Regions from separate parts of the Homo sapiens genome. Here all the other regions are linked to region 1. A link is a contact called in ENCODE Hi-C or POLR2A ChIA-PET data. All regions are on one chromosome and are shown on one strand. Each heading gives the region's core, a stretch centred on a gene start or an enhancer-like site at or near the end of the contact. The rest is flanking DNA. Distances are from core to core; before and after follow the strand shown. Region 1 overlaps ACSF3 (acyl-CoA synthetase family member 3). Region 2 holds the start of ZNF276 (zinc finger protein 276). Region 3 holds the start of ZC3H18 (zinc finger CCCH-type containing 18).

What was found. Hi-C counts contacts between places; a loop is a spot of excess contacts on that map. ChIA-PET counts read pairs that join two places held with the same protein, here RNA polymerase II (POLR2A). Pooled maps may share reads with other maps.
Region 2: a loop to region 1 is called in a pooled map, with 7 times the contacts of the local background. The contact joins the promoter of ZNF276 here to the enhancer-like site in region 1. A Hi-C loop is called at or near these places in 4 of 50 pooled maps.
Region 3: a map of CD14-positive monocyte shows a loop between it and region 1 (14-fold over the local background). The contact joins the promoter of ZC3H18 here to the enhancer-like site in region 1. A Hi-C loop is called at or near these places in 3 of 168 maps with a recorded cell type or tissue (CD14-positive monocyte and naive thymus-derived CD4-positive, alpha-beta T cell), 2 of 37 single-sample maps with no recorded cell type and 13 of 50 pooled maps. POLR2A ChIA-PET finds 5 or more read pairs at or near these places in 1 of 52 experiments (CD4-positive, alpha-beta memory T cell).

What each region holds. Positions count from the first base shown.
Region 1 is chr16:89,113,740-89,116,791 of GRCh38, forward strand. It overlaps ACSF3 (acyl-CoA synthetase family member 3), which reads left to right. Exons shown (of 11, transcript NM_001243279.3): 6 at 600-748. Among named protein-coding and RNA genes, the nearest start is that of ACSF3, 21 kb to the left of the region's middle. RefSeq lists enhancers at 228-1,427, 627-726 and a silencer at 822-1,116. Within about 2 kb of position 1,637, at least 14 of the 41 ENCODE cell types and tissues checked have a DNase peak (open chromatin) inside an H3K27ac peak, as active enhancers do; they include CD14-positive monocyte, where a contact is called at or near this core.
Region 2 is chr16:89,720,287-89,723,338 of GRCh38, forward strand. ZNF276 (zinc finger protein 276) reads left to right here and starts at 1,251. Exons shown (of 11, transcript NM_001113525.2): 1 at 1,251-1,559; 2 at 2,245-2,548; 3 at 2,851-2,897; 4 at 2,974-3,052. The coding sequence starts at 1,355. It overlaps VPS9D1 (VPS9 domain containing 1), which reads right to left and starts at 612. Exons shown (of 15, transcript NM_004913.3): 1 at 477-612. The coding sequence starts at 575. RefSeq lists silencers at 219-1,338, 1,419-1,878.
Region 3 is chr16:88,568,981-88,572,032 of GRCh38, forward strand. It overlaps ZC3H18 (zinc finger CCCH-type containing 18), which reads left to right and starts at 1,423. Exons shown (of 18, transcript NM_144604.4): 1 at 1,423-1,586. RefSeq lists enhancers at 604-713, 824-873, 1,964-2,013 and silencers at 1,114-1,443, 1,624-1,693.

The DNA.
Region 1 (3,052 bases), core at 387-2,886:
TCTCAGGGCCCGTGTTCTCCTGCCAAGCCTGAGCTGACCCTGTGGGCCAAGATGGCTGCAGTTCTGCGGGTGGTTCTGAGCCCCTTGGGTGTGCCCGGCCCCACCCCTTGGGTGCCGCGGCCATTCACCCATGTCCGCGTTCTGCTGCAGAGCCTGCAAGCTGAGCCGGCTGTAGTCCCCGGATGTGCCTGGCCGCAGCCTGCAGCGCCGTGGCTGTTCACCCGTGATCAGCTCCGTGGTCGGCAGCTGCACGGTCACTGCTGTTCTTGAGCGTGGTTGTGAACAGCGCAGGAACTTTGCAGGGGACACCGCGGACCCTAAGCACATTGTTTACCCTCATTAGCTGTTGGACCTGCTTCCTTCTAAAATACACCCAACAGATCGTTTTCAAAAAACAAAGTCACGCCGTAGCGCAGACTGCAGCGTTGGTCCCGGGTGTCGCACAGTGGTGCTGTACCCACGGCCTGGGGCTCCTGCACTCGTGAAGGAGCTGCCACTTTTGCAAGCAAGGGCCGCCTCCTGAGGGGCTAAACCTGCCACCTTTGCACGCGAGAGCCACGTCCCAAGGGGCTAAACCTGCCTTTGGTTGTGCCGCGTAGGCTGATGGTCTCAGGCTCAGCTGCCCTGCCCCTCCCAGTGCTGGAGAAGTGGAAGAACATCACGGGCCACACCCTGCTGGAGCGGTATGGCATGACCGAGATCGGCATGGCTCTGTCCGGGCCCCTGACCACTGCCGTGCGCCTGCCAGGTACGAGCACTTCCCACAGCTGCGTTCCTCTTCCACTGTGCTCTGAGCCCCCCAAGGTGGGCCAGTCTCGAACCACCCACATTCGGACTGAAGGGCGGCATGGAGGATGCTCCCCCGTGGGACAGGCCACTCGGCCAGGAGAGCACTCAGGATGCACTGCGACCTGTCCCCTCTGGGTAGATCAGCCTTCTCCCAAGTCTCAGTCGGGTGGATGGGGGAGGTGTCTGTGCTGGCCCCTGGCTGTATGACTGGGGAGACAATGGGAAGAACAGCAATGCCTGGAATGCAGGCGTCAGTGCATGTCTCAGAGGAAGGCGGGGGGCCATGCTGTTGGCTCCAGACCACATCAGCAGTGGTGGCAGCCTCCGTCTGTCTGGAGTCCGGGTGCCACACAGCGCCAGCAGCAGTGCCAGGAGAGGTGGGTGTGGTGGGCAGGGTGGGATGAGTCAAGCACCTGTCTTCCTTCTCTAGATGTGGGCTCCTGATACCGGGCCCCTCTTGTCCAGCCTTCCCTAACACATCCCATTCTGACTTTCATCTGACCCAACCATTTGAGCCCTGGGTCCTCCGCTGGGACTTCTGGGAACAGAGCCCACAGCTGGGGGGCCACCCTGCTGCTTTCTGCGCAGCCCTTCCAGTCTGTCTAGAGTAGAAGAGAGATCTCAGTGCAGACTTAAAGTGAGACCATCCCGCACATCTGTCTGTGCAGCTGCTTACCTGCAGACCCAGTAAAAATTCACCCCTCTGGCGTGCAGCTCTGTGTGTCTTAAGAAACATCATCACAGTCAAAATAGAGAAGGGTTCCTCGCCTCAGAAACTCCCTTCCTAGTGCTCAGCACCTCCTCCACCCCCGAGGCCTGGCCCCTTGTTCCTGTTTCTCTTCTTGTGGTTTTGCTTTTTCTGGGAGGCCACGTGGCTAAATCCTGCAGGACGTGGCCTCTGAGCCTGTCTGCTTCCGCCCGGCTTCCGCCCACAGTCAACTGCCTGTGCTGTGTGCGTCAGAGCCCGCGCCTTTCCCTGCTGAGTGGCATCCGTGGTGTGGGTGCGGCACCGCTTGTGACCCTGTTTTAAGCAATGACACGTGAGATGTTATCAACATTTGTGTGCAGGTTTCTGTGCGAACGTGGTTTTTTATTTCACCTGGGCAGATACCTAGGAGAGAGATTGCTGTGTTGTCTGAAGCTTTCAAGCTGTTCTCCAGAGCGGCTACACCATCCCCTTCCCCCTGCAATGGGTGGGAGGTCACGAGCACCTGCTGCTCCAGCGGGCGGTGGTGGTGTCTCGTTGAGTTCATGATTCTCTCATGATGGGTGGCGTTGAGCACCTCTTCCTGTTCGTGTCATTCCGTTTTCAACTGGGGCCTTTGTTTTCTTGAGTTTTGAGAGCTTTTAAAATTCGGGACCCAAGTGTCAGCTGTGCGATTTTAAATATCATCTCCCAGCTTGTGGTTTGTCTTCCCATTCACCTAACAGCGTCTTTAAAATCAGGAGTTTTAGGTTTTGGCCCGGTTTATCAATTTGTTTTGTGAATTGTCTGATGTCATATCTAATAAATCCTTGCGTAGCCCAAAGTCACAGAGAATAGTTTCAGCTCTTACGTTTGGGACCATGATCCATTTTGAGTTAATGTTTGTACATAGTGCGAGATACGGACCACAGTTCTTTTTTAGTGTGTGAATGTCTAACTTTTTAGCACTGTTCGTTGAAAAGACTCCCTTCTCCATCGAACAGCCCTTTGGATCTTTGTTGAAAGTCCGTCGACTCCTGAGGGGTCGGCTCCTGGGCTCTGCTCTGTCCCATTGCTTTCCGTGTGCCCTTTGGCTCATTCCATGCCTGCTTGGTTCCTGGGACTCTAGGGTAAGCGTGGACATGGGGGTTCAGGCCCAGGCAGGGACCAGCTGGTGCCAGGCAGCGATACGGTGCTGGGGCCTGCAAGGTGAGTGTGAGGGCTGGCTGGCTGCTGGGCTGGGAGGAGGAGAGACTGTAGGCTCACGCCCCTTTGCTGGGCCTGGGGAGCCATGGGGGCTGTTAAGTGTATTCTGAGTGTAAAGTCTCGGTTTGGCTGGGGCATCCTGAGCAGAATGACAGGGCCATGGCAGCGAGATCCTCAGCTGCCGTGCAGAGCTGCCAGTGGGGTGGCCGCACAGAGTGCAGTGCCTGCTGCAACAGTGCCCAGGGCAGTGGGCGGGTGGGGGCATGTTGTGAAAAGAAGTCAGTGTGAGTGATGAGAAATACATCCTAGTCTCAGACCCCAGGAAACCGCCGTCAGTGCTGGTGGCCCCTGCCCTGGGCCGGCTCCCGCGTT
Region 2 (3,052 bases), core at 1-2,500, 610 kb after region 1:
AACGGGCCACACCCCTCCGGCCTGCTTTTCCTTCCTAAGACGACTGCAAACAGCATCACAAATGAGCAGGTATGTGGCCTTCTCTGCATGCCGTCCCCTGTGGCAACCGGATTAAATCTACCATCTCTGCCCAGAAAAATGCACGAACGCACGGACCTGCCCGTCACTCGGATTTTGGAAGGTGGCCTGGCGGACCCTCCTGCTACATCTCCTCTACAGGTGGAGCCCAGGCTGTGATGCACCGGCTCAGCGAGCGGAGTGGAAAGCCAAGGTCCGCAGGATCTGAGCTGTCCAAGGTCACTGCACGCCCGGCTGCGCCCCGCCCCCGTCCTCGCCCGGGAACCGCGGCCCGGGATCCCGGCTGGCGCCCGCTCCCAAGTCTCCAGCCCGAGCCGGCCCCGTCCTCGCCCTCCCCGGGCGGGGGTCCCTCCAGGGGCCACCCTCAGCGGCCAAGCCCCGCCCCCGCCCCGCCTCACCCGGGGCCGGTTGCCGGTGTCCAGCTCGATGGCCCCGTTGGCAAGCTTCATGGCGCTCTGCAGCGGCTTCACCGTGCCGTCCCCGGCCGCAGCGGCCATGGCGCCGAGCGGGGGAGGCGGCGGCGGTAGCCGAGGGGCTGGACGGGCGACCGGAGGCCCGGAACGCAGCCGGCGCTGGTGCTGGAGCCGCCCGAGCAGCGGACCGCAGGAAGGGACGCGGCCGCACTTCCGGCGACGGGCCCCCTCCGCGCGTACTGCGGGCCCCACGGGTGTTAGTGGCGGGGGCGGCAGAGTCCGGGTGGGTTGTCGCGACGGAGCCGGGCCTCTTCGCCGTCTTGAGACGGGGCTGGCGAGAAGGGCCCCTCACGGAGTTGCCATGGGCGTCTAACCGCGGCAGCCAGGCCCCTCTCTACGTGAGACCCCGGCCCCCCTCCCCTTTCTGCAGCCCGCCCGCCACCTGCGCGCCGCGTGGCCTCCGCCGGCGCCTGCCCGCCCCGCGCCTCCGTCTCCCACGGTAAGAGGCGGTGAGGGCCGCGTCGCCTCTCCCTGGAGGACTCGTCGTGAGGTGTCGGCGAGCCCCTCCGCCCACCGCCCCGCCCCAGGCCAGCGCTCCATTGGCGACAGAGGCGGGCACGGCCGCCCTCGGGCCCGAGAGGGGAGCGGTACGAGCGGGGGCGCTGGCACCGCGGGTGGAACCTCGGCCGGCGGGGTCCCGCCCCTGGCCCCTGGCCCGCCCCGCCCGCCTCGCTTTGCTTCTCGCTCCGCCCCTCCCCCGCCCCGCCTCGCTTCCAGCGCGCCGAGCGGAGCCTAACGCCGGGTCCTCTAGGAACCTCGGGCCGGGCAGCACCCGCGGGATTCTGCTGGCGTCCTCCGCTGCCATGAAGCGGGACCGGCTGGGCCGCTTCCTGTCTCCTGGGTCGTCCCGACAGTGCGGGGCCTCGGACGGCGGCGGCGGCGTCAGCCGGACTCGGGGCCGCCCTTCCCTTAGCGGTGGGCCGAGGGTGGACGGGGCGACGGCGCGGCGCGCCTGGGGCCCGGTGGGGTCCTGCGGGGACGCGGGCGAGGACGGCGCGGACGAGGCAGGTGGGTCCGCGGCCCGGGCGTGGCGGGTTGGGGTCGCGGCAGGGGTTGCTCGTGGGAGGAGCCGCACTGACGCCCGGAAGCCGGCGCGGCCTCTCCTCCACCCGGCCAAGGGCGTAGCGGACTCGGGGCTGCGTCGGGATAGGCGCTGGGCGGCCGGCTCGGTTTTCCTCGCGCTCCGTGACGCCGGCGTCGCCGGCCCGGCCTCCCCGGCCGCGGGCTCGGCCAGAAGGGACCCGGCGTGAGGAGCGCTGTCACCGCGGGCAGGTCGCCCTGGGGTGCCCGCGCGTGGGAATCGCCCTCCCCTGCTTCGTGCCCTCGCGGAGCCGGAAAGGAGGCGGCACCTGCAATTGGCAGACAGGAAACCGCGGCGTTTCCTGGAGGGCGCAGCGCCTGCCCCGGGTCTCGCGGTCGCTGGGAGGAGGGTGCAGTTCCAGGTTTCACTCTTGAAGTTGCTTCGCTGGAGAGGCCTTAGAGGCCTTTGAAATTTGAAAGATTTCTTGGACCAGCGGCCACATCCCCCACAGGGCGGCTTGTCCCGCCGAGAGCCGCGCGCCCGAGCCGCTTGCTGTGTCCGGGAGCCGCGCGAAGGGCGCTGCAGGCGCTGCCCTCGGACCTGGAGTCCGGGACGCCCTGTGCTCAGGAGCCTCCTTTGCCAGCTGCTAACACTTCCTGCCGCTCTGTGCAGGAGCAGGCCGGGCTCTCGCCATGGGTCACTGTCGCCTCTGCCACGGGAAGTTTTCCTCGAGAAGCCTGCGCAGCATCTCCGAGAGGGCGCCTGGAGCGAGCATGGAGAGGCCATCCGCAGAGGAGCGCGTGCTCGTACGGGACTTCCAGCGCCTGCTTGGTGTGGCTGTCCGCCAGGACCCCACCTTGTCTCCGTTTGTCTGCAAGAGCTGCCACGCCCAGTTCTACCAGTGCCACAGCCTTCTCAAGTCCTTCCTGCAGAGGGTCAACGCCTCCCCGGCTGGTCGCCGGAAGCCTTGTGCAAAGTACGCCCTAGTCTGTTCAGAGCACGTTCAGGCTGTCAGTACTGCAGTGTGACGGGTGTTGAGAGAGGGACAGGGCGTGCCTCCGCGGGAGCCTCTGGGTGGGGGGAATGGGCCATGCCCGGGTTCAGTGCCAACAGCCCTGGGACTGTTGTGGAGAGATGAACTGGGAGGAGCTGGGGTGAGGGAAGAGAAAGTTGCCTATGGGGACCGCTGAGGTTTGAGATCTCGAGAGGGTCCCGTACGACGAGCGCTGTGAACCTCCGCCTGCTTGTCCTGCTCATGGCCACACTGATCCTTTGCAGGGTCGGTGCCCAGCCCCCAACAGGGGCAGAGGAGGGAGCGTGTCTGGGTGAGTCCTCCCCCGGTGGAGGGTGGGCTGGGTGCCGACCAGCCGTGGATCTGACATCTCTGTTGACTCTCTGCAGTGGATCTGATCACATCCAGCCCCCAGTGCCTGCACGGCTTGGTGGGGTGGGTGCATGGACATGCGGCCAGCTGCGGGGC
Region 3 (3,052 bases), core at 173-2,672, 540 kb before region 1:
CACAGCCGGTGCCGGCCGCTCCTTTCCATGGACAGTAACGTCCATGCAGGCTTATGTTCATCAGCTGAGAAAAGGGCACTTGCTGGGTGGGACCTTGTCTTATCGACACATAGAGTCTGCAGAAGGTGCCAACTGGTGTCGCAGGGCTGCTCCTGACACGACCCAAAATCACCAGGGTTGAATTCACATTCCTCTTACGTAACCATAACAAGTTGCTGGGACTACAGGCACGCACCACGGTGCCCTGTTAATTTTTTTGTAGAGACAGGGGTCTTGCTTTGTTGCCCAGGCTGGTCTCAAACTCCTGGAGGAGGTGGTCCTCCCACCTTGGACTCCCAAAGTGCTAGGATTACAGGTGTGAGCCACAGTGCCAGGCCTGTGGTACCTCTTCCAAGGACACTAATCCTATCAGATCAGGACCCCACCCTTATAATCTCATTTAACCTTAATTACTTCTCTAAAGGCCCTTTCTGCAAACACAGTCACATTGGGGATTAAGGCTTCACATACAAATGTTAGGGGGACAGAACTCGGTCCATAGCATGGAGTCGCACAGGTTTTGTCCTTTTGCGATTGGCTTGCTTTACTTAGTATGTTTCCAAGGTTCACCCATGTTGTGGCATGGGTCTGAACTTCACTCTTCTTGATGACTGACTCACACTCCACTGCATGGACAGCCAGCATTTTGTCTGTTCCTCAGTTTGTGGACATCTCGCCCCCTTGTTTCCACCTTGGGGATATGGAGGAAGATGGGATGAGCGAAGCCCTGTGATCCCCAGGACCAGCCACGTCGTTGGCAAGGGTCAGCGCAGGATGAAACCGCCGGCCCCTGGTCTCCGGCCGGGCCCTCCGTCTCTAGAGCAGCTCGCACCGCTGCAGCCCCTGGACGCCCCGGGCTGTGGACGCGCCCGTGGGACACCGCGCTGAGCAGGACACGCGACAGGTCCCCTCACTGGCGCTGCTCGCGTTGAACCGCGCGGGGAGCCAGGCAGCCCACGGGAAAGGTAAGAATTGTTAGGCTTTTAATCTAAAGTCGATACCTCAAAAAATAATTCCGGAGGTAAGCATTTAATATCAACATTCAATAAAGCAGGAAGTATCAGCCCGACGAAGACCGCCTTAAGTTTTCCACTTTGATGAACTCGATCATCCCCGGGGATGAAGAACCCGCCGGCCCAGCCGGAGCCCCGTCACGTGACCCGGCGGCCGCGGGGAGCTCTGTGCGCAGGCGCGGATCCGCACGCCCGCCGCCTGAGAAGCGAACTCCCCGTGGCGCCTGCGCTGTAGCGGGGGTTCGGCTGGCTCGCGCGGGTCCGGGCGCGCGCTGCGGGGGCGGAACCGCGCGGAGGCCGGAAGGAAGCTGGAGGGGGCGGGGCGAGGGAGGGAAGCCCGCCGGCCGTAGGACTACCGTCGCGGCCTGATGACGTCGCACAATGGCCGGCCCCCGCGGGTAGTGGAGCCCGTTTGTTCCGCCCGTGTCGAGCCTGGAGCCAGAACCTGTGAAGAGCGGAAGGGCCAAGGGACGTCTTCTCCACGCCGCTCCGACTCCAGGGGAGCCGTGGCCTCCTCTCCGCCCTAGCGCTGAGGTTAGCTGGGGCCGGGAGGGCGGCGGGAGGCCGGGCCGGCGGCGGCGGGAGGAGGAGGCCGCCGAGGCGGCGGCGGCGGCCGCGGGAGGGAGGCCCGGGAGCCCGGCGCGCCTCCGGCCGTGCGGACCCACCGGCCGAAGCGTGGCCCTCGGGCCCAGGGAAGGGGACCTTGAGACAGGCACCACCCCGAGTTCCGTCCGTAAGCCGGCCCCGCGGTCCTGGGGCGCCCTGGGCGCCCGAGCTCCTCGCGCGCTGCCTCCGCGCCCCGCGGCAGAGTTTATTTTCCTGAAGCTGTCATTTCTCTTCCGGGCCACTCGCGTGGCACATGTGTGCCGCCGGCTAAGGGGCGGTGAGAGGCGCCCAGATTCACCTCCAGAGTAGGTCATCCCGGGCTGCTGCTGGGCTCTTCGGAGAACTTTGAGCTCTTTATGAACCTCCTGGAACTTGCTCCGCAGCTTCAAAGTGTGCACAGGTTGGGCGCAGTGATTGCCCCAAGACGCGCGCCGGTCTCTTAGGAGTATGTAACTTCCTTGCCCCTTGGATTAGGAGATCAGAGGTGCTGGGTCCTTTATATAGACCAACTGCAGCTATAATGCTGGAAGAACTGAAACTTAACAGCCTTACTCCTGCCAAACATTTTTCCTGAATACTTTATGACAACTGAGTTTGCCGGGTAGAGTGGCCGTTTTAAATGAGCTTTGTTCGAACAACGCTAACTCATTTGCAAGAGTAGGTCATTCTTCAGACCCATTTGGGAAAATGGAAGAAGAGAGTGTTTGGCATCTGAAGTACCGTTTGGGGTGTAGCAAGGTGCTCATCATGTCTCCTGTTAGACTCACCTCCAGCCTGTTGTCTGTAGAGTAGTCCTTTCCCGTTCAGTAGTTGGGATTATCCGGGTGAGGTTTGACCTCGGCTGAATCCCGCTTCCCAGCTTTGGGAGGAGAGTCTTTTCCTGATAATTTTACTATCTAAGGGCAGTATGGAGCCCAGCCAGCCCTGGAACCAGTCAAATGTGTCCCAAAGCCGGAAACTCCTCTCCCGTTGTAGGTGGGACATGCTGAAATATTGTAAGAAAGCTTTGTGGAGTCACTCCAGAAAGCAAACAGGTAAGTTAACCTATGGCCTACATCGTGTTTACAGAGATTTGTATTTTGTCACAGCTACAGAGCATCTCAAGGTGAGTACCTCTTTATCAAGGAGTTTAGTGGTCACGCTTGGTCACTTTGCACGTGGGGTCTGTCACCAACCTTGATAACGTTCATTTAGATATTTTAAGTCCATGAGGTTATGAGTCAGAATTTTAACCAGATGTACCAGAACTTAGGCATTCAAATAGGTACTGCTCTGTTGAAAGTAATTGTCCCAAAATGTGCTTGTATTTCATCGGTGCTTCTTTGCCAGAATCTCTTTAGAACTCCTGTTGTGGTAGTAAAAATGTAGTCATATGGGAAAATCAGTCTTATTCA